3 separate regions of the Homo sapiens genome follow, and all the other regions are linked to region 3. A link is an interaction called in ENCODE POLR2A ChIA-PET data of the cell type or tissue named here. Cell type or tissue: GM12878. All regions are shown on one strand. Each heading gives the region's core, and the rest is flanking DNA. Links, peaks and the distances in the headings are about the cores only.

Evidence for each region. ChIA-PET counts read pairs that join two places held together with the same protein. Peaks named below come from ENCODE experiments on the same cell type or tissue, not always from the same donor. Only the 100,000 strongest peaks of a DNase experiment are listed, where the experiment ranks them.
Region 1: POLR2A ChIA-PET joins it to region 3 with 6 read pairs; 1 of 35 experiments calls an interaction of 5 or more read pairs at or near these places.
Region 2: POLR2A ChIA-PET joins it to region 3 with 7 read pairs; 2 of 35 experiments call an interaction of 5 or more read pairs at or near these places.

Annotation. Positions count from the first base shown.
Region 1 is chrX:149,147,626-149,158,211 of GRCh38, forward strand. No RefSeq gene overlaps it. Among named protein-coding and RNA genes, the nearest start is that of IDS, 350 kb to the right of the region's middle. In GM12878, for the core only: no CTCF peak of the experiment used is centred there; a DNase peak (open chromatin) is centred at 4,846.
Region 2 is chrX:149,262,768-149,273,353 of GRCh38, forward strand. No RefSeq gene overlaps it. Among named protein-coding and RNA genes, the nearest start is that of IDS, 240 kb to the right of the region's middle. In GM12878, for the core only: no CTCF peak of the experiment used is centred there; a DNase peak (open chromatin) is centred at 5,814.
Region 3 is chrX:149,201,097-149,211,682 of GRCh38, forward strand. No RefSeq gene overlaps it. Among named protein-coding and RNA genes, the nearest start is that of IDS, 300 kb to the right of the region's middle. In GM12878, for the core only: no CTCF peak of the experiment used is centred there; no DNase peak of the experiment used is centred there; H3K27ac peaks cover 1,056 bases.

The sequences.
Region 1 (10,586 bases), core at 2,584-7,583, 54 kb before region 3:
TTTTTCAAAAATCAACTTTTGGTTGTGTTGTTCTTTTGTATGGCTTTTCTCATCTCCATTTTGTTCAGTTCAGCTGCGATTTGGGTTATTTCATTTTTCTGCTACCTTTGGTGTTGGTTTGCTCTTGTTTTTCTAGTTCCTCTAGGTATGATGTTAGGTTGTTAATCTGAAATCTTTCTAACTTGTTGATGTGGGCATTTAGCACTATAAACTTCCCTCTTAGCATTGCTTTAACTGTGTCGCAGAGATTCTGATATGTTTTATCTTTGTTTTTATTACTTTCAAAGAATTTCTTGGTTTCTGCCTTAATTTCATTGTTTACGCCAAAGTCACTGAGAAACAGATTATTTAATTTCCATTCTTTTTACTAATTTATATTTTTTTAGGTCTATGGTCTGAGACTGTGGTTGGCATAATTTTCTTTCTTTCCTTTTTTCAATTTGTTGAGAATTCCTTTATGGCCAAGCATCTGTCCAATTTGAAAGTATGCGCCTTGTGCAGATGAGAAGAATGTGTATTCTGTTTTTGTTGGGTGGACCGTTCTGTACATGAGTGTTAGGGCCATTTGGTCAAGTGTAGAGTTTGAGTTCTGAGTATCTTTGCTAGTATTTGGCCATGATGATTTGTCTAATACAGTCAGTGGGGTGTTGAAGTCTTCCACTATTATTATGTGGTTATCTAAGTCTCTTTGTAAATGTCTAAGAGCTGGTTTTATGGATCTGGGTGCTGCAGTATTGGGTGCATATATATTTAGGATATATTACATAATGACAAAGTGTTCAATTCAACAAGAAGATTTTGTTATCATTATGTAATGTCCTTCTTTGTCCTTTTTTATCATTGTTAGCTTAAAGTCTGTTTTGTTTGAAATAAGAATAGCAACTCGTGCTCTTTTTTGTCTTTCATTTGTTTGATAGATCTTATTGCATCCCTGTACTTAGAGCCTATGAATAACCTTGCGTGTGACATGGATGTCTTGAAGACAGTATACAATTGGATGTTCCTTCTTTATCCAACTTGCCACTCTGTGCCTTTTTTTTTTTTTTTTTTTTTGAGATGGAGTGCAGTGGTGCAATCTTGGCTCACTGCAATCTCTGCCTCCCAGGTTCAAGCAGTTGTCCTGTCTCAGCCTCCCCAGTAGCTGGGACTACAGGCGCACACCACCTCGCCTGGCTAATTTTTGTATTTGTAGAGATGGGGTTTCACCACATTGCTCAGGCTGGTCTCAAACTCCTGACCTCAGGCAATCCACCCTCCTCAGTCTCCCAAAGTGCTGGGATAACAGGCGTGAGCCACCACATCCAGCCCACTCTCTGCCTTTTAAGTGGGGCATTTAGCCCATTTATGTTCAAGATTAATATTGATAGGTACAGATTTGATTCTGTCATTGTGTTGTTAGCTGGTTGTTATGTGCACTTGATTGTGTAGTTGCTTTATAGTGTCAATGGTCTGTGGACTTAAGTGTGTTTTTGCAGTGGCAGGTACCAGTCTTTTATTTTTATGTTTAGCACTCCCTTAAGGACCTCTTTTAAGGCAGATCTGGTGATAATGAATTCCCATAGTACCTGCTTGTCTGAAAAAGGATTTATTTCTCCTCCACTTATAAAGCTTAGTTTGGCTGGATATAAAATTCTTGGTTGAAATTTGTTTAAGAATATTGAATATAATCCCCCAATCTCTTCTGGCTTGTAGGGTTTCTGAGAAAAGGTCTACTGTTAGCCTGATGGGGTTCTGTTTGTAGGCGACCGGCCCCTTCCCTTTAGCTGACTTTAACATTTTTCTTTTATATTTACCTTGGAGAATCTGATGACTATGTGTCTTGGAGATGTTTTACTTGTATAGTATCTCACAGGGGTTCTCTAAATTTCCAGAATTTGCATGTTGACCTTGCTGGCAAGGTTGGGGAAAATTTCCATGTATCATATCTTCAAATATGTTTTCCAAGTTGCTTGCTCTCTCTCCCACTCTCTAATGGATGCTGAAGAGTTGTAGATTTCATCTCCTTACATAATTCCATATTTCTCAGATATTTTGTTCATTATTTTTTTTCTTTATATTTATGTTACTGAGTTAATTCAAAGAACTGGTCTTTGGCCAGGTGCAGTGGCTCACACCTGTAATCCCAGCATTTTGAGAGGCCGAGGCAGGCAGATCATTTGAGGTCAGGAGTTCAAGACCAGCCTGACCAACATGGAGAAACCCCGTCTCTACTGAAAATACAAAAATTAGCCAGGCATGGTGTTGCATGCCTATAATCCCAGCTACTCAGGAGGCTGAGGCAGGAAAATCACTTGAACCCAGGAGGTGGAGGTTGCAGTGAGCTGAAATCGCACCATTACACTCCAGCCTGGGCAACAAGAGTGAAGCTCCATCTCAAAAGAAAAAAAAAAAAAAAGAACTGGTCTTCAAGCTCTGAGATTATTTTCTCAACTTGATCTATTCTGCTGTAAATACTTCTGATTATGTTATGAAATTCTTGTAGTGAGTTTTTCAGCTTTATCAGTGCAGTTTGGTTCTTCTTAAAATGGCAATCTCATCTTTCATCTCTTGACTCATTTTACTAGATTCCTTGAAATGGGTTTCAAGTTTCTCCTGCATCTCAGTGATCTTTGTTGACATCCAGATTCTCAATTTTATGCTTGTCATTTTAGCCATTTCATTCTGATTAACTGTTTCTAGGGAGCTAGTGCAGTTTTGGAGGTAAGAAGACATTCTGGCTTTTAGAGTTTCCAGGGTTCTTTCACTGGTTCTTTCTCATCTGTATGGGCTGATGTTCCTTTAAATGTGGTACAATTTGAGTATGGCCAGTTGTCTTCATTTCTGGATGTTTTCAGAGGGCTGAGGCTTTCTGAAAGGCCCTTATTTGTGGTTGAATTCTGTCTTTTATTTCACAGGGGGGTATATTCACAAAGTATTTTGGCATTGAAGTTTGAGCTTCAATCCAGTAAATCCAGTAGATGGTGCTTAAGCATAATGGATGGTAGGTAGGCCCTTAGCCAAGTGTCTTCTCTGTATTTTCTTGCATTTGTAGCCATGCTCCCTCTCAGTGCTCTGAGAGTGTGGGCTCCTTTCCCCCTCAATGCTGGCTGTAGACGTCGGCTTGACACTCCCAGTCTGTGTACTGCAGCTGTGGGGCTAGCTCAGGCTTTTGTTCCCTCCCCAACTTGGGGACAGCATGGGCAGAGACCTTGGCACTGGCAATGGCAGAGGGCCTTTCACTTGTCCCTTGGTACTCCACCCCAGAGAAACACAGAGCAGCTACCAATCAGAAACATCAGCCTAGGGTGGGACAGCTGCATTGTGGGCCCAAACTGAGGAGCCCTGCCTGGTGAAGAGCAAGAGGGTGGGGGGCTTGCGGGGAAGACAGTCTGGCTTCTCTGTATGGTGGCTATGGCATGCTGGAGGTGTGAGTAAAGCACTCAGGCTCTTTGTTCCCTTCTTGGACTGGTGGTAGCAAGGGCAGGTACTGCTACATTGGCAGTAGCAGAGGGGCTGTCAGATACCTCTGGGAATTCCACCCCAGAGAGACACAAAACATTGCAAAGGGGAACCTTCAGGCCAGGGTGAGGTAGCTACACTGCAGGCCCATGCCAGGGGTCCTTCTGATAAGGACAGGAGAGAGGGAAATACTGGGTAGAAGATGGCAGTTTCCTGGCAAAGGCCCCACCCTCAAACCTGAAGACCCACAACCCTAAATGAAGACAGACATTCCTGTTTTTGCACCCAAAAAGTTGCCTTTTGGCCCACCATGACCCCTGTCCTGCACCCATATAAACCTCAAACCCCAGGCTCCAGAAGCAGACCAGCAAGCCAGCAGATCAGCAGACAATGGCAGAATGACACAGCAGAGAAAGAGAGAAGAGGAGGATCATCTGAACACCAAGAGGAGTTCCACTGAAGTGGTTGGAGAGGAGTCCACTGGGGGACCCAACTCCAGGGGTATATCACCTTCCCATTCCATCCCCTTCTTCTAGCTCCCCATGCATCCTGCGGAAAGCCACCTCCACCACTCGGTAAAACTCCGCATTCATCCTTCAGGCCCATGTGTGACCCTATTTTTCTTGGATACTGGGTGAGAACTTGGGATACAGAAAGCTGTCACATTGGCCCTCTGCCCTTGCAAAAAGACAGAGGGCCTATTGAGCTGAATAACACTCAAGCAAAGCTGACACTGCTGCAGTGGCAATGGAGAAGAACTTGTGGGATTCTCTGCCTCTGGGATTTCCTCCTCAGAGAAATGCAGTATTGCCACCCACTGAAATGTTCAGGCAGGGTTGACGTAGCTATACTGGAGGCGCAGGTTAGGAGGTCCACCCCAGTAAAGAATAGGAGGGGCAGGGACTCATGGGAAAAACTGTTTGGCTGCTTTTCCATAAGGCAGCTGTGGTTTGCTGGAGGCCTATGATAGAACTTAGGCTCTTTCCTCCCTCCCTCCATAGACTGAGGGCTGTATGAGTGGGGGCTGTGGCAGCTGCAACAATGGTGGGCCTGTCAGTTGCCTCTGGGACCTCCATCCCAGAGAAATGCAGATCTTCTATGGGTCCAAGTGCTCAGGAAGGGGTAGGGTGACTGCACTGGGGTCCTAGGCCAGTTGACTATGCCTGACAAGGTGTACCAGAGACAAGGCCTGTAGTTCATCTGCTCCTCAGCACCATGGGTGTAGTCACTATCCTGGGGGCATGCAAGCTGGAGCTGGGGTGCTTAGGGATTCAAGGACCTTGGGCTCCATGGAGGCCTGAGCAGCAGCTCTTTCCAGCTTCCATGCAGCTCTCAATTCAGTCTGGAGGCCCTGGGAGGAGGGAGCAAGGGAGAATTTCCTATGCCCAGGATTGCAAAAGTCTGTGGCAGAAGTGTCAGTCTCTAGGGGTTCTCACTCACTCATTTCCCACGGTGGTAAGCCTCTCTTGGCTCTGCACCAGCCCTGAGTGGGTGGCTGTCCTGTCTTGCTTTTCTCTGCTCTACATGGTTCACATTGCTTCTTTGATGACTCTCAAGAAAGCAATGTTCAGGATGTCCTCCTGAACATTCCAGCTGAAGAGCTAGTGTTAACTAGCCAGTCTCATCTGCTTTCTGTGAGAGTGGCACACACTAGCTACTTCTAGTCAGTCACCTTGTCCAAGAAAAATTTGAAGTTAAGATTTTAACATATGAATTTTTTTTGGAGGGGGGCGGATACAAACATTCAGTCCATAACACTTCATGATAAAAACACTCAAACAACTAGAAAAAGAAGGGAACTTCCTCAACCTACTGCATCTATGAAAAACCTACAAATGTCATTATACATAATGGTGAGGGACTGAATGCTGTCCCCCAAGATCAGGAAGAAGAAAAATATGTTCACTCTTTCCACTTCCATTCAACACTGTACTGAAGTTTCAAGCCAGGACAATCAGGCAATAAAACAAAATAGAGTATTCTGGCAGTCGTTCAAATTATTAAACATAGAGTTACCTCGTATGACACAAATTTCACCATCTCCTTGACTCTCTTTTTAATTGTCATTCTAGTAAGTATGTAGTGGTATCTCATTGTGGTTTTAATATACATTTCCGTAATGACTAATGATGCCAAGAATCTTCTCATGTGTTTATTTGCTGTCTATGTATCTTCATAGGTTTAAAGTTTATTTAAATCCTTTGTTCATTTGTTCATTTAGGTGTTCATTTTCTTATTATTGAGTTTTGAAAGTTGTTTATATATTCTAGAATTAAATCCTTTATTAGCTATATTATTTATATGCTTTGCAAATATGTTCTCTCAGTCTACACCTTGTATGCATTCTCTGACAGTGTCTTTCAAAGAACAGAAATGTTTATTTTGATAAAGTTCAATTTATCATTTTTATTTCTCTTCTATTAATCATGACTTTGGTGTTGTAGCAAAGAAATCTTTGCTTAACTGAAGGTCACAATTTTCTCCTATGCTTACTTCCAGAAGTTTCACAATTTTAGGTTTTATATTTATGTCTGTGATTCGAGTTAATTTTCTTAAATGGTGTAAAGTATGGAACCAAGGTTATGTTTTATTTTTTGTGTGTTTTTCCATATAGATATCCAATTGCTCCAGCATCATTTATTGCAATGTACTGTACTTTCATCTACATTATTTATTTTATTGCCTTTGTTCTTTCATCTACATTAAATTGATCATATCTTCTGGTTCATTGATCTATTTTTCTATATTTATGTCACTACCTTGCTTTCTGTAGCTTTATAATAAGTCTTGAATTCAGGTGGTGAAAATCCTTTAACTTTTTTCTCCTTTTTCAAAGTTCTGGTTATTGTAGGTTCTTTGAATTTCCATACGAATTATAAGACCAGTTTGTCAATTTCTTAAAAGAACTGCTGGACTTTTAAATGGGACTATGTTGACTCTGTACATTAATTTGGGGAGCATTGACACATTAACAATCCATGAATATGTTACAGATCCCCATTTAGTTATGTTTGCCTCAATTTTCTTAGCAATATTTTACAGCTTTCAGTGTACAGTTCTTTTGCATGTTTTGTCAAATGTATCCCTATATATTTTTAAGCTATTGTAAATGGTATTGTAATGGTATTGTTTTTAAATTTCAATTTCTGAATGTTCTTTGCTACTATTTAGAACTACAATTAATTGTTGTACATTGATCTTGTATCTGCTAAATTCAATTATTAGTTCAAATAGTTTTCTTGCAGATTCAATCAGATTTTCTACCTAGATATACATGTCATCTGCAAATAAAGATAATTTAATTTTTATTTTAAATCTAGATGCTTTTTATTTCTTTCACTTTTCTTATTTACACTGGTGAAAACCTTCACTACAATGTTGAAGCAGTGGTCTTTAGCAGACTAAAGAATCCTTCTATTCTTAGTTTACTGAGCATTTTTATCAGGAATGGATGTTGGATTTTGTCAATGCAAGGTTAGCTGAACATTTGAAAATCAATGTAATTTACCATATTAACAGACTACAAAAGAAAAGTATATAATCACCTCAATAGGAAACATTTGACAAAATCCAATTCAATTTTCTGTAAGAGTTTGCAAATTGCTATTATTTCTTTTTCTAATGTTTAGTAGGATTCGCCAGTGAATCTACATGGCTCCAGAGTTGTCTTTGCAGGAAGGTGATTAACTACAAATTCAATTTCTGTAATAGATATAGCTTATTCAAATTTTCTATAGCTTTTCCAGTGAGATTTGATACTTTGCATCTTTCACAGAATTTTACCACTATATCTAACTTAGTAATATTATTGACAAAATATTATTGGTAATAGTCCCTTATTTTTTTTACCATCTAATGTATCTGAAGAGATGTCACCTCTGTCACTCCTGACGTTAGTAATTTGTGTCATCTCTATGTTTTCTTACTAGTCTGGCCAGAAGCTTATCAATTTTACTGATCTTTAAGAACTATCCATTTCATTGATTTTAAAAAATATTCTGCTGTATTTTATTTCATTGATTTCTTCTCTGATTTTTATTATTTTTTTCTGCTTAATTTATGTTTTATTTGCTTTTCTTAATCTAATTTTTAAATATTAGTGCTGATGTAATTGATTTGAAACCTCTCTTCATTTCCAATATAAGCATTTTTTAAGAAGACAAAAATATAGCTATTTATTCTTTTTCAGTAAGTTTCATTACTACTAAGGTATAAGCGTTTAAATTGTTTGTGTAAGCAGTTATTCTTTTTACCCCAGTTTTACATTTTGTACCACGAGTTACAACCTCCCACACAGCATAAAACAAAATATCATTTAAAATGTGATATCCTGGCCGGGCGCGGTGGCTCACGCCTGTAATCCCAGCACTTTGGGAGGCCGAGGCGGGTGGATCACGAGATCAGGAGATCGAGACCATCCTGGCTAACACGGTGAAACCCCACCTCTACTAAAAATACAAAAAAATTAGCCGGGCGTGGTGTCGGGTGCGTGTAGTCCCAGCTACTCGGGAGGCTGAGGCAGGAGAACGGCATGAACCCGGGAGGCGGAGCTTGCAGTGAGCCGACATTGCGCCACTGCACTCCAGCCTGGGCGACAGAGCGAGACTCTGTCTCAAAAAAAAAAAAATGTGATATCCTGCAAAAACTACAATCAAATTCACCAATTAGAATATATTGCATCTAAATTAAAAACATATTTAAATTTTTAAAAATAATTTCAACTTTTATTTTAGATTCAGGGGGTACATGTGCAGATTTGTTACATGGGTATATTGTGTGATGCTGAAGTTTTGGGTATGAATGATCCCACAACCCAGGTAGTGAGCATAGTACCCAACAGGTAGTTTTACAGCCCTTACTCCCCTAGCTCTAACCCCTCTCTTGTAGTCCCCAGTGTCTATTGTTGCCAACTTTATGTCCATGTGCACCCAATGTTTCTAATATAAACTTTTTGATACTTATAAATTTCCCTCTAATGACTACTTAAGCTGCATTCTACAAATTTTAATATGTCGTATTTTTATTTCTGTTTATTTTTGGATACCTTATAATTTCTCTTTTGGTTGATTTTATCAACCCATTGGTTATTTGAAAGTGTGTTGTTTACTTGCAAATAGTTGAGGATTTTTCCAGTTATATTTCTAGCATTGATTTCTAATTTAATTCCATGTTGTCAAAGAACATAAGTTGTGTTCTTAAATTCATGTTCTAGAATATGATTTATTTTGTTAAATGTTCTGTGTACACTAAAAATAATTTGTATTTTGCTGTTGAGTGGAATGTTCTATAAATGTCAATTAGATTAGCTTGGCTGAGACTGTTGTTCAAATCTCCAATAATCTAATTGATTTTCTGTCTACTCGCTCTGTCAATTATTGATAGAGGGGTATTGAAATCTGTAATTGTGAATTTGTCTATTTTTCTTTGAAATTCTATTAGTTTTTGTTTTTTGAGTTTTGAAGCTCCATTTTAAGGTTTATGAACATTTAAGATTCTTATGTCCTCTTGATGAATGGACTCCTTTATCATTATAAAATTACTCTCTTTACCCCGGTAATATTTTTGTTCTGAAATCTACTTTGTCTAATATTAATAAGGCCACTCCAGCTTTCCTTTCATTAGTATTTGCAAGATATTTCATTTTCTGTCTGTTTGCTTTTAGATGGTTTGTGCCTTTACGTTTAAAGTTGTTTCCTCCTAGGGAGCATATAATTGGCTCATGCTTTTTTTTAAATTGAATCTGAGAATCTGTTCTTTAATTGGTATTGTGAAACCATTTATATTTAATCTTATTATTGATATGATTGTGTTTAAATTTATCCTTTTGATATTGTTTTCTATTTTTTCCATTAGTTCTTTGTTCTTTTTCCCCCTCTTTTCCTAACTTGGATAATCGAGTAAGTTTTTTTGTTTTTTTGAGATGGAGTCTCACTCTGTCGCCCAGGCTGGAGTGCAGTGGCATGATCTCGGCTTACTGCAAACTCCGCCTCCTGGGTTCACACCATTCTCCTGCCTCAGCCTCCCGAGTAGCTGGGACCACAGGTGCCCGCCACCACACCCGGCTAATTTTTTTGTATTTTTAGTAGAGATGGGGTTTCACCATGTTAGCCAGGATGGTCTCGATCTCCTGACCTCGTGATCCACCCGCCTCGGCCTCCCAAAGTGCTGGGATTACAGGCGTGAGCCACCACGCCAGGCCACTAATGAGTAATTTTTATACTTTCATTTTATATCGTTTGTTTTCTTATTCATTATAACTATTTGTTATGTTTCTTTAGTGGTTGCTTTAGGATAGATTTATAGTATACATCTTTAACTTGTCACAACATGCTTTCAAGTGATGTTATTACCACTTAATGCATAGTATAAGAACCTCAATACAGTATACTTTTAATTGTCTTCTTCCAAGCTTTTTTATATTGTCCACATTACATTCTGTAATACTTCTACATACACTATAAACCCCACAATACATTGTTATTATTTTTGCTTTAAATGGTCAATTATCTTTTACAGAGGTTAAGAAAAAAATGTCAATCATACTTACTCATGCCAATAAATTTCCCATATTTTTCATTCTTTATAGATCCAGATTTACATCTGGTATGATATTCCTTCTGCTAAAAGAAATTCATTAAAAATTTATTGTCGTGCAATTCTGTGGGTAATGCGTTATTTCAGCTTTTGTATGTCTGAAAACGTTCTTATTTTGTCTTCATTGTTGAAAGATATTTTAGCTGAATTTGATGGCGAGTTTATATGTTAACTTGGCTAGGCTATATAATACCACATTATTCAAGTAAAGACGAATCTACTTGCTGCTGTTAAAATATTTTTTTAGATGTAGATAACATCTACAATTGGTTGAAATTAAGTAAAGGAGATTATCTTCAATAATCTGGATGGGCCTTATCCGATTACTTAAATGGCCTTAAGAACAAAACAGGTTTCCTTGAGCAGGAAAATATTCTGCTTCAAGAATGCAGCATCAGCTCCTGCCTGAGAATTCCCAGCCTACAACTCTGTTCTATGGATTTAGGGACTGCCATTCACCAAAACTGCATGAGCCAATTCCTTAAAATAACTAGCAACTCCCCCACTACCCCTCTCTCCTACTGGCCCTGTTTTCCTAAGAACACTCATTGGTA
Region 2 (10,586 bases), core at 2,790-7,789, 61 kb after region 3:
TACAGAGGTTCAGTAAAATTTGAATTTCAGATAAACAATTAATACGTTTTTTTGTATAAGTATGTCCCATAGTTATGCTTATCTCACAAATCACATGGAAAATACTTACATGTACTAAACATTTATTTGATGTTTACCTGAAATGTAAATTTAATTGGATATTCTGTTTTGTATTTGCTACATCAGCCAATACCATAGTCAGCACTATCCTAACAAGGCTGGCCAACCACCTGGCCTGACCAGCTCTACTCCAGCCATACCCATGCCTGCCTAATGCCACTTTCTTTTACTGACCCTGGCTTGAAGCTTACCAGCCATGCCTTCTCCATCCTCCTGACTTCACCTGCTTAATCTGTCCCCAAGCCCCAGACAGTCAGCATTAGCTTTGGTTCTCTCATCTGGCCCTTCCTTCCCACTCCCCTAAGCACCACTGTGATCCAGAAGCCTATTACCTCTCATCCAGATCATGACCAAAGTTCTTCTACCTTGCTGCATTCAACAGATGATTGGCAGACATTTTCTGACCAAAGCGCAGGACATTTATCTATTCAAAACTTGCTAAAGGCTCCCTAAGTTTCTTAGTGTGGCATTCAAAGCTTTTTGGTTGGGGTCCAACTTGACAATGCCACCTCCTCTCCCCACCCCTACCACAGTTGAGTGTGGATTATAAGCCTCAGTCACACTGAGGACCCCAGTTTCCCACTTTTGTTTGCTTCTGTCACTCCATTGACCTTGAATCTCACCTCCCTTGGCATCCTCAAGTCCAGTTTGACAACCACTGCCTCCAGGAAATATTTTATCCTTTCCACTCACACAGCCATAAGTGATTTTGCCTCTGGCTCAACTCTCACAGTGCTTCCTAACCCTTTTTGGTACATGCCATAATATCGTTCTTTTCTTGTTTTTGCCTATGTCTTAGCTCTTCTCTCCACTGTCTTACATTCCTAGAGGACAAGAGCTATTTTTGTGTTTTGTTTCTTCTCTAAAGGGCTTAGCACAGTTTCTGTCACATGATAGATGTTCCATAGAAATGTTTGGATATAAGTGAATGGCCTGATCCCAGAATCATTCTCTACTCAATGACACTTACTGTATGCCAACATTGGACCAAACATGGAATTAGAGTGATCACTAGGATCTGGGTCTTATCTTAAAGGCATACCATAAAAGCAAAACAACCTTAACTGGAATGAAACTAGACCACCCTGAAACCAATCTAAGATCAGTGTTTCTGCAAAAGAATCACACACCCAACTCCAGAATGATTTGAAGAATAGGGGAGGACTTCACTCAATAACCCTTGAGAAGGTTGGAGAGTGTATGCAGAGGTGAGGACAAAAGTACATCTTACAACATGCAGCAAAATATTCTCTAAGTCCTCTTCCAATTCTCCATCCCAAACCCACTCTTTGTGGTACCTACTTATTCCATCTATTTCTCTCCCTTCTCCCCTAATGTCAAAAAGCAGCTCTCATTTGGCCTCAATGGTGCTCCATCCTCAATCCAGCCCTCTCCTGGGATTTTGTGTGGTTTTGAAATATTGCTGCCTACTTTCTCATATTGAGCCATTGAGCCCTTCTCTTGGTTTCCATGGCTACATCCCCAGGCACTACCTGCACAACAGAGTACCTAGAGAGGCCAAGGAAAAAAAAATAATTTTTTCCCACCATAAATTGATGAGACACTCTGTGAGGGCCTTCGAAAGGTACAGGGAAAAAAAAGGCCCAGAAAGAAGAAAAGCAAAGAATGGGAAGGAAGACCTGAGGAGGGGGCCGGAAGCCTGTACTGCTCCTTCATCTTTGATGACATTTTCTCTTCCAAGTCCTCCTTGCAACTTGTAGTATGCTGTCTCTAAAGTGGCCTCTATGATGACACCCAATGGCCCCATCTCTTGGTATCAATGCCCTGTGTCATTCTCTCCTCTTAGGCTTGGGCTGGACCTAATGACTCACTTAAAACAAAACCAAAGATGGCAGAAGTGATGGGATATGACGTCTGAGATTAGGTTATTAAAAAACTCCAGTTTCCGAGGGCTCATTTCTGTTCCATCTGTTTTGTTACCAGTACCATGCTGTTTTGGTTACTATAGCCTTGTATTATAGTTTGAAGTCAGGTAGCATGATGCCTCCAGCTTTGCTCTTTTGGCTTAGGATTGTCTTGGCAATGCGGGCTCTTTTTTGGTTCCATATGAACTTTAAAGTAGTTTTTTTCCAATTCTGTGAAGAAAGTCATTGGTAGCTTGATGGGGATGGCATTAAATCTATAAACTACCTTGGGCAGTATGGCCATTTTCATGATATTGATTCTTCCTATCCACGAGCATGGAATGTTCTTCCATTTGTTTGTGTCCTCTTTTATTTCATTCAGCAGTGGTTTGGAGTTCTCCTTGAAGAGGTCCTTCACATCCCTTGTAAGTTGGATCCTAGGTATTTTAATCTCTTTGAAGCAATTGTGAATGGGAGTTCACTCATGATTTGGCTCTGTTTTATCTGTTATTGGTGTATAGGAATGCTTGTGATTTTTGCACATTGATTTTGTATCCTGAGACTTTGCTGAAGTTGCTTTCAGCTTAAGGAGATTTTGGACTGAGATGATGGGGTTTTCTAAATATACAATCATGTCATCTGCAAAGAAGGACAATTTGACTTTCTCTTTTCCTAATTGAATACCCTTTATTTATTTCTCCTGCCTGATTGCCCTGGCCAGAACTTCCAACACTATGTTGAATAGGAGTGCTGAGAGAGGGCATCCCTGTCTTGTGCCAGTTTTCAAAGGGAATGCTTCCAGTTTTTGCCCATTCAGTATGATATTGACTGTGGGTTTGTCATAAATAGCTCTTATTATTTTGAGATATGTCCCATCAATACCTAATTTATTGAGAGTTTTCAGGGCTTTTGGGGAAAGGATTCCCTATTTAATAAATGGTGCTGGGAAAACTGGCTAGCCATATGTAGAAAGCTGAAACTGGATCCCTTCCTTACACCTTATACAAAAATTAATTCAAGATGGATTAAAGACTTAAATGTTAGACCTAAAACCATAAAAAACCCTAGAAGAAAACCTAGGCAATACCATTCAGGACATAGGCATGGGCAAGGACTTCATGTCTGAAACACCAAAAGCAATGGCAACAAAAGCCAAAATTGACAAATGGGATATAATTAAACTAAAGAGCTTCTGCACAGCAAAAGAAACTACCATCAGAGTGAACAGCCAACCTACAGAATAGGAGAAAATTTTTGCAATCTACTCATCTGACAAAGCGCTAATATCTAGAATCTACAAAGAACTCAAACAAATTTACAAGAAAAAGACAAACAACCCCATCAAAAAGTAGGCAAAGGATATGAGCAGACACTTCTCAAAAGAAGACATTTATGCAGCCAAAAAACACATGAAAAAATGCTCACCATCACCGGCCATCAGAGAAATGCAAATCAAAACCACAATGAGATACCATCTCACACCCATTAGAATGATGATCATTAAAAAGTCAGGAAACAACAGGTGCTGGAGAGGTTGTGGAGAAATAGGAACACTTTTATACTGTTGGTGGGACTGTAAACTGATTCAACCATTGTGGAAGACAGTGTGGTGATTCCTCAAGGATCTAGAACTAGACATACCATTTGACCCAGCCATCCCATTACTGGGTATATACCCAAAGGATTACAAATCATGTTGCTATAAAGACACATGCACACGTATGTTTATTGCGGCACTATTCACAATAGCAAAGACTTGGAACCAACCCAAATGTCCATCAATGATAGACTGGATTAAGAAAATGTGGCACATACACACCATGGAATACTATGTAGCCATTAAAAATGATGAGTTCATGTCTTTTGTAGGGACATGGATGAAGCTGGAAACCATCATTCTCAGCAAACTATCGCAGGGACAAAAAACCAAACACCACATGTTCTCACTCATAGGTGGGAATTGAACAATGAGAACACTTGGACACAGGGTTGGGAACATCACACACCGGGGCCTGTCGTGGGGTCGGGGGAGGGGGGAGGGATAGCATTAGGAGATGTACCTAATGTAAACGACGAGTTAATGGGTGTAGCACACCAACATGGTACATGTATACATATGTAACAAATCTGCGCGTTGTGCACATGTACCCTATAATAAAAAAAAAAACAGGCAAAGAATAAAAAACAAAAAACAAACAAAAAAAACCCTCCAGTTTCCATCTTAGTGTCTTTGTCTTGCTTGTACTCTCTTGTTCTCTCTTAGATTGCTCCTTCTAGGTGAATCCAGCTGCCATGCCATCATTTGGAGGGGTCCATGTGCATGAGCTTGGACCCATTTCCCCACAGTTGACCCTTGAGATGACTGCAGCTCCAACTGCCATCATACTGCATGACATACCTTGAGCTAGTGGCCTCCAGCTAAGCTGCACCCAGATTTCTGACCCATACAAACTGTGAGATAATAATTGTTGGTTGTTTTAAGCCACTAAGTTTTGGGGCGATTTTGTTTGTTACGCAGCAATAGATAACTAATACACAGCTGAAATTTCCACATGCTTCACTGTGACTCAAGCACACCCACCCTACTTCATGTCCAAATGTCATTTTATAATGCTGCAGTTGAAATGATAAAGCCGGTGGTCTCCAGAGACACTTGTAGGGCTTTTATAGCTGTTACAAATTCTGCTTCATGAATCCCAGACCCATATGCAAATGTGAAGCTCAACCTTTGATAAGCCATTTGATTTCCCTTTTAGCTAATGAAGTGAAAATACACCATTTTACACTAAGATTAAATTGCGAAAATGTTTCACTCTTGTCCCCAGTTAGTTGTAATTAAAAATAGAAATGGAAGAACAGAAAAAGTCACTGACTCTCTTCTGGCATACTGAGCAACGGAAAGGGAAACTGTGATCCTCTGCAACTTCTAAGTGGAGGTAAAAGGGTGGGCATGGGGGAGCAGGGTGAGAGCGCAGGCCTGCCTAAACTGGCAAAGGGTGTGCAGTCATCCCCCAGCAGCTCAGAATGCCAGAAGAAATATTTCCCCATGCTTTCTGGGGAGGAGGAAGGGAGGGAGAGCATTCCTATTTCTCAATGTCTGCTTAACACAGAGCATCTTAACTTGGGGCTCACAAATACTTAGTAGGACATGATTGAGTTTTATAGGGTCTGGAAATTGCTGACACATAGTAAGAACTCAAACGTGTAAAAAAGAGAAATGTGTGTGTGTGTGTGTGTGTGTGTGTGTATGTATGGGTGAGGGAGGTGTTTAGGTATCTGTGTGGCTGAGACAGAGAGTGAGTGAGGGAGTGTATATGCACCTCTGTGTAGGTGTGTTGTGTATAGGGATCTATGTGTGAGAGATAAAATAGGTGAGAAGCATATATATAAACGTGTGTGTGTTTAGGTACCCACATGTACGAGAGACAGCATGAGTGAGGAAGCATCTATGAGACTATATGTCTCTGTGTGAGGGTATTTGTGTAAGTATACCAATACTAGGGTTATCTATGTATGAGCTAGGGTGTATCTATGTATGTGTGGGTGTGAAAGTATGGGTGAGTGGTGGACACGTATGAATGTGCATTATTGACATGAGAGAAAAGTGGCTCTCTGATTCTGTAATGCTTAAGAATTCCCTGGGCATCTTGTTAGGAAGGTAGGTCCTCAGTCCCTACCTCCTAAGATTCTAATTCAGTAATCTGGGGAGGGGCCCAGAAATCTGTAAGTTTTTATCCTGATGGTTCTCAGGCAGGTAGGTCCAGAGAGAAACACTAAACCCAGAGACCCAGAGTGAAAAGGAACTGTAAAAGTCATCATTCCACAGATGAGTAAACTAGGTCTGGAGGAGGAAAGTGGCTTGCTGCAGGCCACACAACTAACAAATGAAAGCCACGACTCAAACCCTGGCTTCCTGTCTACCAGCTCAGTATTCATTCAGCTACAGCAATATTTCTCCAATGGGAAGAGACTTGGGGAGAGAGTCACATGAGGGCTTTATTCAATGTCCCCCGTCCCATATAGTGGCCCTTGAGAATCCTTGTCATAGTGAACATTTGTTTGTGTTAATTATATGCCAGGAGGGTGTTGGGGAAGAAACCAGGGCTTGATATCATATCACATCCCTGCTAGGACTACTGTATTAAACAGCAAAGGCAAAGCACAACCCTGTAAAGTGAGCCCTGTGTAAGGGGACATCCTAGCTGGAAGTCCAAAATATTCTACGCAACGAGCAGCTGGGATGAGGGGGCAGATACCCTCTTGGCAATAATTGGGCTCATGGATGATTCTGTCTTCAGAGAAACTGGGCGTAGCCAATGGCATTTCATAGGAGAGACCCTTCAAAGACATACTTACAAAAGAGCCGAGTGCTATTTTTAATTCAACCATCATGCCATCTAACAACCTCTCTCATTACCCTCTACCTCACCCATTCATCTCAGATGCTGAACATTGTCGGATGCTTTTTAAAAATCTAAGCACACTGTAGCCCCTGAGTTTCCTTTATCTGCCATGACAGCAGTGTCTTCAAAGAACTTCCGCAGGTTATTTTAAAATGACCTCCTCTAGCTTGGAGCTTAGTTTCCCAGAGAGCTTTCACTTCAGTGCTGGATGTGAGAGAGGGAGGACCAGGAAGGCTGATTCGGCAGCCCTGCTGAGGCAACAGTGAGCACTGGCAGAGAACTGTGTGTGGGGCCCAAAGAGTTAGTGGTAGTTGTGAGGGGAGGCTCTGCCTCTTTCATGAGCTGATGTCAACTCCTTAACTCCTGGTGTCTTCATCTCTGCAACAGCTTAGCCAAGGGAAGGATGGAGACACTTCACCCCTATCCTGACCATTTCATTTACCATGGTGCTGTAGACACACGGGGGCCACTAGCATGCCAGCAGCCACCACAGACAATAACTCAACAAAGAGATTGGCTAGGCCACAATCCCACAATCCATTGTTCTGTGCTCTTTCCATCCTGGTCATGAGGCAGGAGGCTAATAAACAGCCAAGCAATACAGGGCTGAGTCAAACAAAGATGATGAGGACACTTGAAGTCTCCTTTGTAGCTCAATAAAGGTTGAGCCAGTGGTGGAAAGCATCTTCAGGGAAGCCCATGCTTGCCACCTGAAGCATAGAGCTGTTGATTCCGCCTGGGATTTTCCCATTATTCACTGTGTTTCATGTAGGGATTAGCTGAAACCTGATTTCCTGGGCTCTCAGGCTTTCACTGCTTAGGTCCTTCCTGTGGAGTCTCACAGCCTTTTCCCTGAGCCTTTCAAAGACCTACACCTCTGTGCCTCTATATCACTAATGCTGTACACTTCTCAGTCAGGATATAGCTCTGGAAGACAGGGCTTCCATGTCATGCATGCACCTTGCCCAAGACCGCTCAAATTATGCATGTTTGGAAATATGTGTATCTCTGTTGCTGGGCAAAAATTGGATGCTCAGAGCCTCCCTCCACTGTAGGCTAGGATGTGTTACCTCTGTTGGTGGCCACATACTGCCCTGTGACATGGGAAATGCAGGGAAGCGAGCAGGATATCACCTCTCTAGGCCCCCACATGTCCCAGGCACAGGCATAAGATCTCAGTCCTCACAAAGATCCTGTGATTTATCCTTCAATTACATTTGAAGAAATTGAGGCCCAGAAATATTTGGTAATTTTCCAGTATAGCTAGTAAATTGGCAGAGCTGGATTGTAACTCAGATTATCATGAGGATTAAATGAGCTGGTGCAGGTAAAACCACAGACCTCCAAACAGTGCTAAACGGGAGCTCTTCTCACCCTCCTCTCATGCAGCAGTTCAGTTGTAGCACCAGCATAAGGAATTGCCCATCTCTGGGCCTGGGTTTCTGCAAAGTGTGTTTCTCTGAATACTGTGGAAAGAAGAAAGCAACAAGGAGAGGGAGTGAAAGCCACCTCTAAAACCACGAGGCTTTCCTTTCCCCTTCAAGCAGCAGTTCTTAGACTGGGGGCAGTGGAGAGGGTTCAAGAGAGCTGCAGACCCTCCCAAACAACATTGTGTGCATGTGCCTGGGTGGATTTTCCGGGAGAAGGTGGTCATAGCTTCAATTCAGGGCCAACACCCAAAAGAAACTATTAAAGGTAAATCCTTTGAGAGGGAACCCAACATCCATTGGGCATTTATTCCAAGCTCAAGTTTCCTATTACTGTAAAAGGCTAAAGTGATTTTTAAAAGCTGTACTTAAGAATTTGAAGCACCATTTGTATGTAGACTAAGTCAATCAAGAGAGGCCTTGGAATCAGATAAACTGGAATTCAATTGCAGCTCTGCCATTTGCTGGCTGTATAAACCTGGCCCAGTTACTTCAGTGAACCTCCCTGAGCTTCACTGAGTTGACACGTAGTAGACATATCAACTGAGGAAAAGTATTACTACAACCTGGCACATGGTAGGCATTGGTTAAATGCTGTTGTCCTTTCTTTTCTTCTACATCTAAATGCAAAGTAAAGTTTTAATTATTCCTCAGAGTTGGCAGAATCTCAACTCTGAAATAGTTATTATTGCTATTGCTGTTGTTAGCTAACAATTATGGAGTGCTTACTATATGCCAGGCACTGTCTTTAATGATGTTCATATATTTACTCATGAGACTTATTCACTACCACAAGAAAAGTATAGGGGAAACTGCCCCCCATTATTCAATTTTCTCCCACTGGCTCCCTCCCACAACACATGGGAATTATGGGAGCTACAATTCAAGATGAGATTTTGGTGGGGACACGGCCAAACCATATCAGAAGTGCTCATAAACCTGGGCTTTCCTCAATCTTGTGGGAGGAGCCTGAACTCATCTCTAACCCCAGGACCCTAGGCTCTGGCAAGGGCTTCAGGTTTATGGCTAGACTATTGTTACCATGACACTCCCACTGCAGGCTGGACTCAACCTTATCTTCTGGACTCAGGAAGCCAGACACATATTAATTCCTGCCATTAAAATCTCCACTCATTTATGCATGCATACATTCATTCATAAATAAATGCATTATTTATTTACTTGACATTTCTTTCCCTTTTCGCATCACTACCCTCCCCCCTTCTTTCACCTCCTTTCACTTCTGTCTCATTCTCCATAACACATGTCAACAACCTCAATGATATCTTTCAATATTTTTCTATATGCTCAAATACATTTGGGGCAGTTGATCATTGTTTTAGAAATCTGAGATCACAATGTATACAATTTCTGCACATTACTTTCCTCACTCAGAAATCTCTCCCAGAAATCTTTCTAGGTAAACTGGTAAAGCTCTAGCTCGGTTTTTTTTTTTTTCATGGATGCAGTCAAATTCATCATCCAACTTAACTTTCAGCCATACGTAAGGGTTGGCAGTTCCCTGAATACCCCAGACTGTATCCCATCTCTATGCCTTTGCCCATCCTGCTCCCTGGACCTGGCAAGTACATTTCCCTATTGACCTGAAGGATACTTCCTCATCTGTAAAGACTCAGCTCATAGCAAATCTTTCCTGCCAACAAATGACCTGGCAGAAGTGACCCTGCTCTCCTTTGTGTCCTCAAGGTGCCCTGAACAGACTTCTATCCGAGAATGTCTAAAATGTTAAGTGATATATTGATATCTGTTTCCCCCAACAAGACTCTAAGTTCAGGAAAATAAGATTTGTCTGTTTTGCTCACTGCTGGAATACTGTAGGTACCCAATAAATATTCTGAGGCCAGGTGTGGTGGTTCATGCCTGTAATCCTAGCACTTTCAGAGGCCGAGGTGGGAGGATCCCTTGAGCTCAGCAGTTTCAGGCCAGCCTGGGCAACATGGGGAAACCCTGTCTCTACAGAAAATACAAAAAAAAAAAAAAAATGGCCAGGCGCGGTGTCTCATGCCTGTAATCCCAACACTTTGGGAGGCTGAGGCGGGCAGATCACCTGAGGTCAGGAGTTCGAGACAAGCCTGGACAATATAGTGCAACCCGATCTCTACTAAAAATACAAAAATTAGCCAGCCGTGGTGGCATGCCCCTGTAGTCTCAGCTACTCAGGAGACTGAGGCAGAAGAATCACTTGAATCCAGGAGACAGAGGTTGCAGTGAGCTGAGATGGAGCCACTGCACTCCAACCTGGACAACACAGCGAGACTCCATCTCAAAATAAATAAATAAATAAATAAATAAATAAATAAATAAATAGACAATACAAAAAAAAAATAGCCAGGTGTGGTGGTGTGCACCTGTAGCCCAGCTACCTGGGGAACTGAGGCAGGAGGATCATTTGAGCCAGGGAGATTGAGGCTACAGTCAGCCAAGATTGTATTACTGCACTCCAGTCTGGGCAACAGACTGAGACTCCGTCTCAAAAAAAAATTAGACGTGATGGGTGGATGAATGAATAAATGAATGAGGATAACGAAAGCCTGAGCCAAAGGACCAGCAGTGGAAGAGGAGTGACACTGGTGCACTTCAGAGCTATTTATGAGGTAGAACTGCCAAGACTTGGCAATTAGCTTAAGGGAGTGTTTCTTATTTCCACAAGAACATAATAAGCACTATGAAAGGTCATGTTTGTCTTGTTCGTGGTTTCCTCCCCATTGCCTAGATTGAATAGTGCCCAGTGCATAGTTGGTGCTAAATAA
Region 3 (10,586 bases), core at 3,239-8,238:
CAGTGTTAGGTGCAAATATATTTAGGATTGTGATATTTTCCTGTTAGACTAATCCTTTTGTCATTATGTAATTACCCTCTTCGTCTTTCATACATCGTTCAACTCCCTAAATCCATTTCAGCACTAGATAAGGTTAAATTCTTCTCCCATGATCTAGCTTTTTAGGTTCCCCACTAGTGATGTGTGTTCAGAGGCAGACATTTCCCCCTCTCATATGCTGGGAACTCACAGTTTTTTGGCTGTCTCATGGAGTTTGCAGCGGCCAGCTGCTACTTTCAAAGGGTCTGTGGATTCTTGCCTTTTTCTTGGTATATTCCTGTGGTTGTTCTTGGAGCAAAAAGTTCACAATGTGAGTTTCCACATGCTTTTCTGTCCATCCAAGTGGGAGATTTACATTAGTTCTGTCTCCTACCTGCCATTTTTCTGGTCCTCCTCTTTCATTTCTGGTATTAGTTATTTGAGTCTTCTGTTTTCTTTCTTGGTATAGTTAAAAGTTTGTCAAATTTTTTTGATCTTAAAAAAAAACACAACTCGTAGTCCTTTTATTTTTATTTTTACTTTTTCTATTTTCTATTTCATTTATTTCTGCTCTAATATTTATTATTTTCTTCCTTCTACTAAATCTGGGCTTAGTTTCATTTTATTTTTCTAGTTCCTTGAAATATGAAGTTAGATTGTTGATTTGATATCTTTCTTCTTTTAATGTAGGCATTTATTACTATAAATTTTCCTTTCACTACTTATTTTACTGCATTCCATAAAAATTTTTGTATGTTGTATTTTTATTTGTCTCAAGATATTTTATTATTTTCCTTGTGATTTCTTCTTTGACCCATTGGTTGTTCAATAGCGTATTGTTTAGTTTCCACATATTTTTGAATTTTCCAGTTTTTTTCCTTTTTCTATTGATTACTACTTTTATTCCATTGTGGTCAGAAAACATCTTTGTTATAATTTTAATTTTGTTACATTTGTTAAAACTTGTTTTGTGGCCTAACATGTGATCTATTCTAAAGAATGTTCTATCTTTGTTTGAAAATAATGTGCATTCTGCTGTTTAGTAAAGCATCTTGTATATGTCTGTTAGGTCCAATTGGTCTATAGTGTTGTTTAAGTCCTCTATTTCCTAATTGATCTTCTGTGTGTTTGTTCTATCTGTTATTGAAAATGGGCTATTGAAATCTCATACTATTATTGTATTACTACTATTTCTCTCATCAGTTTTGCCAGTCTTTGCTCCTTATATTTGGCTACTCTGCTGTTAGGTGTGAACAAATTTGTGATTCTTCTATCTTCCTGGTGAATTGACACTTTTATCATTATATAATGTCTTTCTTTGTTTGTTATTACAATTTTTGACTTAGTCTATTTTATCTGATATAAGTATAGACAACCCAGCTCCTGTAGATATTTTATTTTTGGTTAACATGGGGATTACATAAAATATATTACAATTATAATAATCTATTTTAAACCAATAACAATTTAACTTCAACTACATATAAAAGTCTATTCCTTTACCCTTCCCCCTCCACTTTACATTATCAATGTTACAAATTATATCTTTTTATATTTTGTATTCATTAACATAGTTTTATAATTATCCTTATTGCTTAAGCTCTTATATTTTAAAATTATATACCTGGATTAACAGTGATTTATGTACCATCATTACAATATTATAGAACTCTGTACTGATCTATTTATTTATCTTCACAGAATTTTATATTTTTGCATGCTTTTTTGTTGATGTTTAGTGTCCTCTTGTTTCAGTTCGTACAACTCCCTTTAGCATTTCTTATAAGGCAGGTCTGATGGTGAACCTCCCTCAGCTTTCGTTTAACTGAAAAGGACTTTTTTTCTCCCTCATTTTGAAGAATACTTTTGTCAGATTTAGTATTTTTGGTTGGCAAGTTTTTTTTTTAATTTCTGCACCTTAAATATATCATCCCAATCCCTTCTGGCCTGTAACATTTCTGCTGAGAAATCTACTGACAATCTTATTGGTGCTTCTTTGCACATGACAAGTTGCTTTTCTTTTGCTGCTTTAAAGATTCTTTCTTTGTCTTTGTCTTCTGACAGTTTGATTATATTGTGTCTCAGTGTGGATCTCTTTGGGTTCATCATAGTCGCAGTCCTTTGAGCTTCTTGGATTTGGATGTTCATTTCCTTCCTCAGATTTAGAACGTTTTCAGCTATTATTTCTTCAAAGATGCTCTCCTCCCCTTTCTCTTTCTCTTCTTGCACTTTTTAAGGGATGAGCAGTTTGAGGCTGACAGAGATTAATTTCCCAAAGATACACAGTGATAATGTTGCAGAACTAAGTCCTGAATGAAAGACAATCTGAATCATGGACTCTGTGCTTAGTTAGCATCTGTACCCCATACTGCAGCTGGAAGTCAAGGAGATGATGAAGAACCATACAATCTGGGGCCATTCAGTGCAGGAGCAAAAAGGACTATGTCACTGAGTCAAATGGGAAAAAGTCTTCTTTTCTACTTGGTATTGTATTTACTTAGGAAAATTAACATATAGATAATTTTAGAATGGTTTACATTAAAATACATGTTTTATATGTAAATATGCTTTTAAAATTTAAAAAAGGATAAGCTTTAGTTTTTTAAAAATCACTTATGTGAGAGGTGCTTTTTAGCCTAGCTCTATCTCTATCTCACCTTATAACCTGAAGCAAGTCACATTGCCAGGAAGTGTTGACCTTGGATTTGAGCCTGACTTCTCAGCCCTAATGCTCCTTTACAGGACAGGAGCCATGTGAAATTAAGCTTTACAACACTTATATCATACTATAGCATGTGGCCTGGCACTTAATAAGCCCTGTATCAAAAAATGCAGATACTCCAAAATTGGAAATAGTCACCTGTAGGACTTACGTGGCCCAACTCTTAAAGTATTTTCATGGCTGTGGTGGTGTTAGGAGCACAGAGGTTGGTGGAGTCCTCACAGCTATCAGGGTAGAATAAGTCTTAGGAAAAAGGAAAAATGCAGAATGGGCAAAATACCTGAAAGACAGGACCAGAAGACAGGTGGGAGAGCTATCCCTACTTGCTAAACTGGTGAATCTGGAAAGGGGACATGTAAATAAGGATAGGAATCACTACAAGTTCTTGCACATTTCTTTCTTTCCTCTGTCTTGTTTCTTCCTTCTTTCTTTCTTCTTTCTTTCTTTCTCTCTTTCTCTCTCTTTCTTTCTTTCTTTCTTTCTTCCTTTCTTTCTCTTTCTTTCTCTTTCTTTCTTTCTCCTATCCTTCTAATCACTATAGAAAAATATGAGGAAAAAAATAGGGGGAAAACAAAGATTACGAGATATTCTCACAATCATTCTTACTGAGTTACACTCATTAACTTCCTTGCTAAATGGTATCCCAAATCTCCATATTCCAGTTATTTTTAAACATTTATCATTCACTACTTTTTATAACAACATTATAACATTAATAGAAATCAAAAACAGACTACTGTACCTGCAGTCCCACCAGCTATATGAATCAAACAGGATCTCATAATCAGAGACAATCAGTTTTTGAGTCCTGATTTTGCCACGCCCTAGCAATGTGGTCTGAAGCTGCTCAGCTTCACTAAGCTTCACGCTCATCCTGCAGAATGAGCATGACAATAATGCCAACCACCCAGGGTTTTTGTAAGCATTAAATGAAATAATGTACTTAAAAGTACCTCATAACTGTAATTTACTGGGTACTTTGGTTATAATTACTTTTGTCTTTTATATTCTCTTCCCACTCTTGTCCATAAGCACATAGAACTTTCCCAGCTGCGATTGTTTTACACGTAAATTCGTAACTTGCCCTTTGCTCTTATCATGGACTTGCTTGCTTGTTGCTATATCACCACTCTCATCATTTTTAAGGTTGTAGGCTATGTTAAGTGGATGTACCAAATGTACCAAAATGCATTAAATCATTTCCCTCACTGTTGAGTAGTGTATCTATTCGTGAAATTTTACTATATAGATAATCAAAATGAGCATCTTTTAATCGTTTGTAAGTTTTTGAACATCAACAGGACATTTAAACTCAAAGTCTCTAAGGGCTTAAGAAGTTTTTCTTCTGAGTGTGTAAATGGTCAACATCAGGCTTGCTGCCAGTAAGGCTTTCATGAGCCAGAGCTGTTCTGCCACAAAGACAGTACTGAAGGACCCATAAATTGTGCTCGTGCCCCTGCAAAGACAGGAAACAAAGACAGAGTAGGGCCTGGGCAATGATTTCTCAGTGTGACTGTGTGAGTTACTATGCATATTGCTGGGAGCAATTATTTAGGAATCGGAATAGATGTAAACACAGCTTTCAAGCATCACAAGCAAAAGTCCTTGCCCAAAGAGGTTACTATTTAAAATCATCTAATTTGATGTGGGAACAAAGAGCAAAGCCACCCAGGCTTCCAGTCACAAAAAGTCTGGACATGAAATTAGTGCCATCAGAGAGGTCTTGCTAGGAGGCAGGTCTGGGGCAGGTCAGAGTTGGAAAAATGATCAGAAGGAAAAGAGGCCAAAGTCAAACACCACTCAGGAGGAAGGAAAGGCTAGGAGAGCAGAGGCAGTTAGGTAAAGCAAGAGAAATCAGAATCTAACCCTAGGGGAAGAAGCTCCTTCAAAGCTACCTCATTAGGAAAGACTAGGTGGAGTGGAGAGAAATGGCCTCTCCTTTTAATGGAAAAAACAAACAAACAAACAAAAAAAGATGGTGACTGACTTCAGGAACAGGAAGTGGCCCCAGAGGACACAGATGCTAACCATCATATAAACCCAGGGAAAAGCCAGACTCCCTCCACTGTGACACATGGAAGAGGTGACGGGGAGTGGATGCAATCACAGACTAATTTGACAGTGTCATTTCCCTGCTTAAGACCCTTCAAAGGTTCCCCTTTGCTTTTAGGACAAAATCTGATTCTATGATATGGCTCACAAGGCCCTGAATCTTCTGACCCCTCCCTCTTGCCAGCTTCATGTCTTCTGACTGCCCGTTGTTCTGGTTCAAAGCTTGCTCTCTCAGTTCTTTGAAAGAGTTTTGCTTTCTTTCACTTTCAAACCTTCTTACATCCTGTTCCTTCTGCTTGCAACACTCTCCCTTCCCACTTTCCTCACCTAGCTAATTCCTATTCATCATTAGAGTCTCAATTTAAATGTCACTTTTTCCTGGAAGTATATGTTTATGCACTCCTTGGCATTCTGTGTATATTCTGTAGTGACACTGGCCACACTCTTTAGTAACTGTTTACTTTCCTGTCTCTGCATAATCTGTAAGCTCAAATGAACCAGGTACTACATCTTTCTTCGTCCTCGCTAACTCCCTAGTGTCTGGCATAGAGTAGGTACTTGATAAGTATTTTGAATAAAATAATAAATAGATGCAAGCAAATGAACCAATTACTTTTAGTTCATTCACCATATACTGAGTGCATAGTCTGTAGAAAGCTTTGTTCTAAAAGTAGTTAACAAGACAGCATGGTCCCTGTCCCTGTTTGAGCCCTCTGTCTAGGCTGCTAGGAGCATAGACAGGCACACAAACAATCCAGATATAATGAATAATCCAAGAGAGATGCAGAGTGCTCTTAGTGAATGGGGCAGGCAGTCATGTCAAAGAGGAAGACTCCATGGAGACGAAAGGATGGGAGTTTGGCCTTGGAGGTCCAGTAATGCTTTAGCAGACAAAGAAGGGTGAGGAAGTGTGTTTCTGGGAAATAGAGTAGCTACAGCAAAGTCGTGGAACCAGGAAAGAATGGAAGATGTTTGGTGGACAGCGGGCAGGCTGGGTGACCACTGTCAGAGATATGTAATTGAGCTGTGAGATGAGAATGGAAGGCAGACAGTGGCCAGATCACAGAGGGTCATATTTGCCAAGCTGAAGAAAATGGACTTTAGCCCATAGTCAATGGGGAGATATATATATCATGTTTGAGCACGGAAGTCACAGGAGAAGAGCTGTTCTGTGGTTGATGGGCTAACTGCCAGAGGACAACAGCCTGCATGATTGGGGAATCCTCATTTTGTAAGAACCAAGCCTGGGAGAAAATTTTCTAAGAAAAACCTGCATTTCATAGTTTATAGTATAAAACTGTATAAATGTTTATCCAATTACAGAAGATATAGAAAGAATGTTGGCTGAATCCTGGAATACTTGAATGAAATGGGCTCATTTGGGGCCAAACTTATGATATGCATTTACCTGGCATATACCAACCAAACAGAATGGCTGCAATATAGGCACAGGTGAGAGGTACAAAATGGCTGCAGTGGGAAGGATGAAGGACAGGAAGACAGGTTAAGGTTCTAACTTCAGCTCTGCCTCTGGCTTGCTGTGCAACCTTAAGCAAGTTCCTTCTTCCCCTTGGGTCTCTGTTTTCTCTGCTAAACACTTTTCATTCTAATGTTGTATAGTCAGATGGGAATCTCAGAGTACACAGTTTAATTTCAGAAGATGTCCCATCCCAAGGCTGCTGTTAGCCTTTGTGAAAATAAAAGAAGAAGTGCCCCTCCCTCTAGACACTTTACTTACTTTAGTTAGACAACTTCTCTAAGAAATATACAAATCTTTTCCATCTACTAAGTGAGGGGCATCCCCTAGAGCTGTACAGTGCACAACCTACACAATTGTCTGGCAACCCTAGACTCATACAGTACTCATGTCCAAAAAGAGAGGCTGAGAAAGTCATTGGGCTGACCCAGTAGACACATATTACTGTTTTAGACCCGATGAGGAAGAATATGCCTTTTGAGGTGAGCGAAGTAGATTATAAAAAGCCTGTCATAAGCAAGAATAACAATGACTCCCATCAACAAGGCGATCGTGGCAGTCCTGCAGTCTTCCCTTCTCAATCCACCATGCAAAACTTTCTGAAAATGACTTTAGCCAGAGACTTACAAGCGGATGTGGGGCTGGGGGCATGAGGATTAGTTGAATAGCTTTGGGTGGCAGAAAAGGGATGCCTTTCTGGCTGGCCCCTATGTAGATGATGACAGCTACTTGAGCATGTCCTCTCAAGCAAGATTTCCTCAAAATCATTTCAAAAGGAGCCTTACACTGTGGGGACTTTCACAGACACTTCAGACACTCAGACACAGACAGCAACAGTGGACTTGGCATGTAAGTCTACTGAATATTTTCAAGGACTGGTGTTTCTTCCTCCACAGAAGAAAGCTTTGTAGCACGCGATGAGTACATTTATCTAGGACTAACTTATTTATCAGCAACTAAAACATGAAATTAGCCAGTCCTTAAAGGCGATTTTGTCTTTCTCTGCCTGATGCTTTAATAAATCATCCCAATCAAGGTCGGCAGGCATTGGGGGAAGGTACCACATTTGCTTTTCATATTCTCACATTCTGCATGAACAATCATTTTCCATTCAGGGCCTGTGATGACCCCCTTGAGACCGTCTGCATGATCTTATGATTTCTAGTTTCTGGGGGACTGGCCCTGTATTTGCCTTGGCAGACTATAACAGAAAACTTTCTTTCCTTTTTTTGGTTTCAAAATGTAAAATCCTGGGAATGTTTTAGAAACAGGCCTCTGACCAAGACAATGTTTCCACTGTAATAGAACATAACAGGGAAGGTTCTCATGAGCAGAATCCTTCTCCTTCTCTAGCCATATTTTTTTTAAAGAGTGAAACAGACTTTATGTGGTAGGTCATATTTCTATCAATCTCTCCTGCTGCCATATGTATGAAACACATTCCTCTTGTGTTGAAGGCCCAGAAGCCCCAGAAGATGCCATTTTTTTTTCTACCAAATAGTAAACTTACATGCTTCTAGGAGAAAGAAGGACTTAGATAGGATGGGGATGGTCCAGCTAATGGTCCAGCAATGGTCAATAATGGTGATGGTGACAGTCATCCTAAGGTCTAAGGTCAGAGGGGTCTTTCTCCTGGGCTGAGGGGGTGTGAAGGAGGACCTATAAGATGTGAACCTTAGCAATCTACTTAGGAAGATAGGCAATGTGCAAACTGGCCCCGGGCTCCCAGTGCTAGGCTAGCCATAGGTCTCTAGTAATTAGCCTGTTCTGCAATGGAAGGAGTGCTCCTGAGGATTTTAAAAACCAACAAGATATGAAAATTACCCACCACATTTAGGTTTTTGGTCTTCCTAGGTAGGCATTACATTAGCTGAATCCAAATTTCCTCATTGGGTATTTGTATTTTCTTCAAATTTTTATGCTGTACAAAACAAAACAAAACAAATGGGCATTCCTGACACCGGGATCTGGAAATGAGGAAGCACATTAACAACTATCATGATCTTAGAGAGCACTTTTTTTAATTTTAAAAATAATTGCTAAATTTTCGTGATGTCTTCAATAATAATTTCATGAATCAAGCCACCATTTATCTCATTTGATAGCCAGTTCCACATTTTACCTGAAAAAGGAAGCCATGAGGAAGCTCAAAATTTTGCTGTCTGCTAACTTACATTTTTTGCTTTTCCAAAATATTAACTCTTTGTGATGCTTTTAACACAAATGAAGAGAATAAATTTAGCTTTGACATTTTATCATGAAGTTAAGATACTAAAGGAAAATGCCAGAGTGCCTATTCTGGTGAGAAGGAGAGATGAAGAGGGAGAGAAAGAGAGAGAGAGGTGAATCTTTAAACTTTGGAGCCTCAGTTTTTCACTTGTAAAAACAAGGCTGTTAACACAGGTGGACGGTGGTGATTAGAACCAATGTATGGTACCTCTTCTCAGCGGCAGCCTGATTCATGACACCAGCTCTGAAGGAACTAATTAAAACAAAAAAATGGGACATCACTGTCTAACGATCATCTCAGTCGTTTTTTGAGGACCTACTATGAGTCACATGCTGGACTGGGTATGCATCATCAAGCCCTCTCAAGTCCTTTATGGACCAGATGAGAAAGACATAAACCAGCTAAAACCTTCTCTGGTTGATGCTTCTTCACATTAACTCCACGAAGTAGATATTATTATTTCACCCAATTTATGGATAAGGAAACTAAGGCTGAGGCAGGTCAAGCAATTGGCCCAAGATCACAAGTTAGTAACTAGAAAAGCTGTGCTTTTAACACAAAACCACGGAATGCCAGATTATCTGCTTTTCCCAGAATTGGTATGACTGAAATTTTTCAATGGTGTCATAGAATCAGAAATATTACAAAATATTACAACTGGAAGGGATCTCAAGAAATTATCTAACCCACCCATCTCTTTCCACAATTGAGAAAACTGAAGCTCAGATTGAATAAGTGATTTGACCTCAGTCACATAGAAAATGATTGGCAGAGCTGGAACAAGAATGAAAGTTTGCAGGTACAGGAGGGATGTTCCCTGGGGGAGCAGCTCTCCTCCATAAGACCACACTGCTCAGAAGAGAAAAAGGAGGGAACTAGCAGCCTAGACTCCTGCCACCTGGCTCAGGGCCTGTCCTCTTCTAGCAGGGGTTCTTGACCTGCAAACTGTGAACTTGGATTGGAAAAAAGTTATGTTGTTAATTTCACCAGCTTCTAAGTAGATTTAGAATTTCCCCTAATTAATGAATATAGGTAATAAACCACAGCAGTATTAGCAGTACTTTTGACATGTTATCAAGATAAATTATAGATATTTGCAAATCTATATCTAGATTAGAGTAGTTGAACATATCTCAAAATGTCATTTATACTCACTACTCTAAAACTGTAGTACTTGTTCATAGCAAGGAGTACATATGTTACTGTATTACAAATTTGTTTGTAAAAACATTTTATAACTATATTTCAATATTATTTGTGTCTTTTGTAACCTCATTTATTTTATTATATTCATTTAAATACCATTTTCTGATATGGGCCTATAGGATTCACCAGACCACCAAAGGGGCCAGGGTACCAATACAGGTTAATACAGGTTACCTGCCACATAGTAAACAGTGCTCTCATTCAGACAAGGTTAACCTCTAGGTGGGAGGACAACAGCAAAATCCTGTCTCACCAATAAATAACATTGTCTTCTAAATCTCCAAATGTGTGTCTAATGACATGCCCCAAAATGGACCTGAAATCAGTTCTTCCCATGATTGGATTTCAACTTTACCCCCTTCCCTAACTAAACACAGAAGAAAGATCGTAATGAGCCAAGAACAGCTGAGGGACAAAGAAAGATCTTGCCCCTGCTACAAATGCTTTTGGAAGGCAGAGAGCTGGCTTTTCATACTCAGATCACAAACTCACCAACTAGCAACAGAGTGTATGTCCCCACTCCAAAAGTTCTGGAACACACAATCGCTGGGATCACAGAAGGGAAAAATGGGCTGAAGTAATTCTAAGAATTTCTCACTTAGGAGCACATAAAATGAGCAACAAAGTAATTAAGGGACATATCATTTAAAGGTCCCTGTTAAACTTTCTCTCTGGAGTTAACTGTGATTCCCAAGGCAGTCTGATGCTAGAGATGGCCAGAATATACCTGTAAATATTCAACTGCTGGAGCAATTATGAGAGCTAGCTGACCATTCCTCATTTGGGGAAACAACTGCCTAATTGCATCCTTAACTAAGTATTTGCAGATACTGTCAATACATGCAAAAGAGAAGGTCACTAAGAGCTATGACCATGAGCCT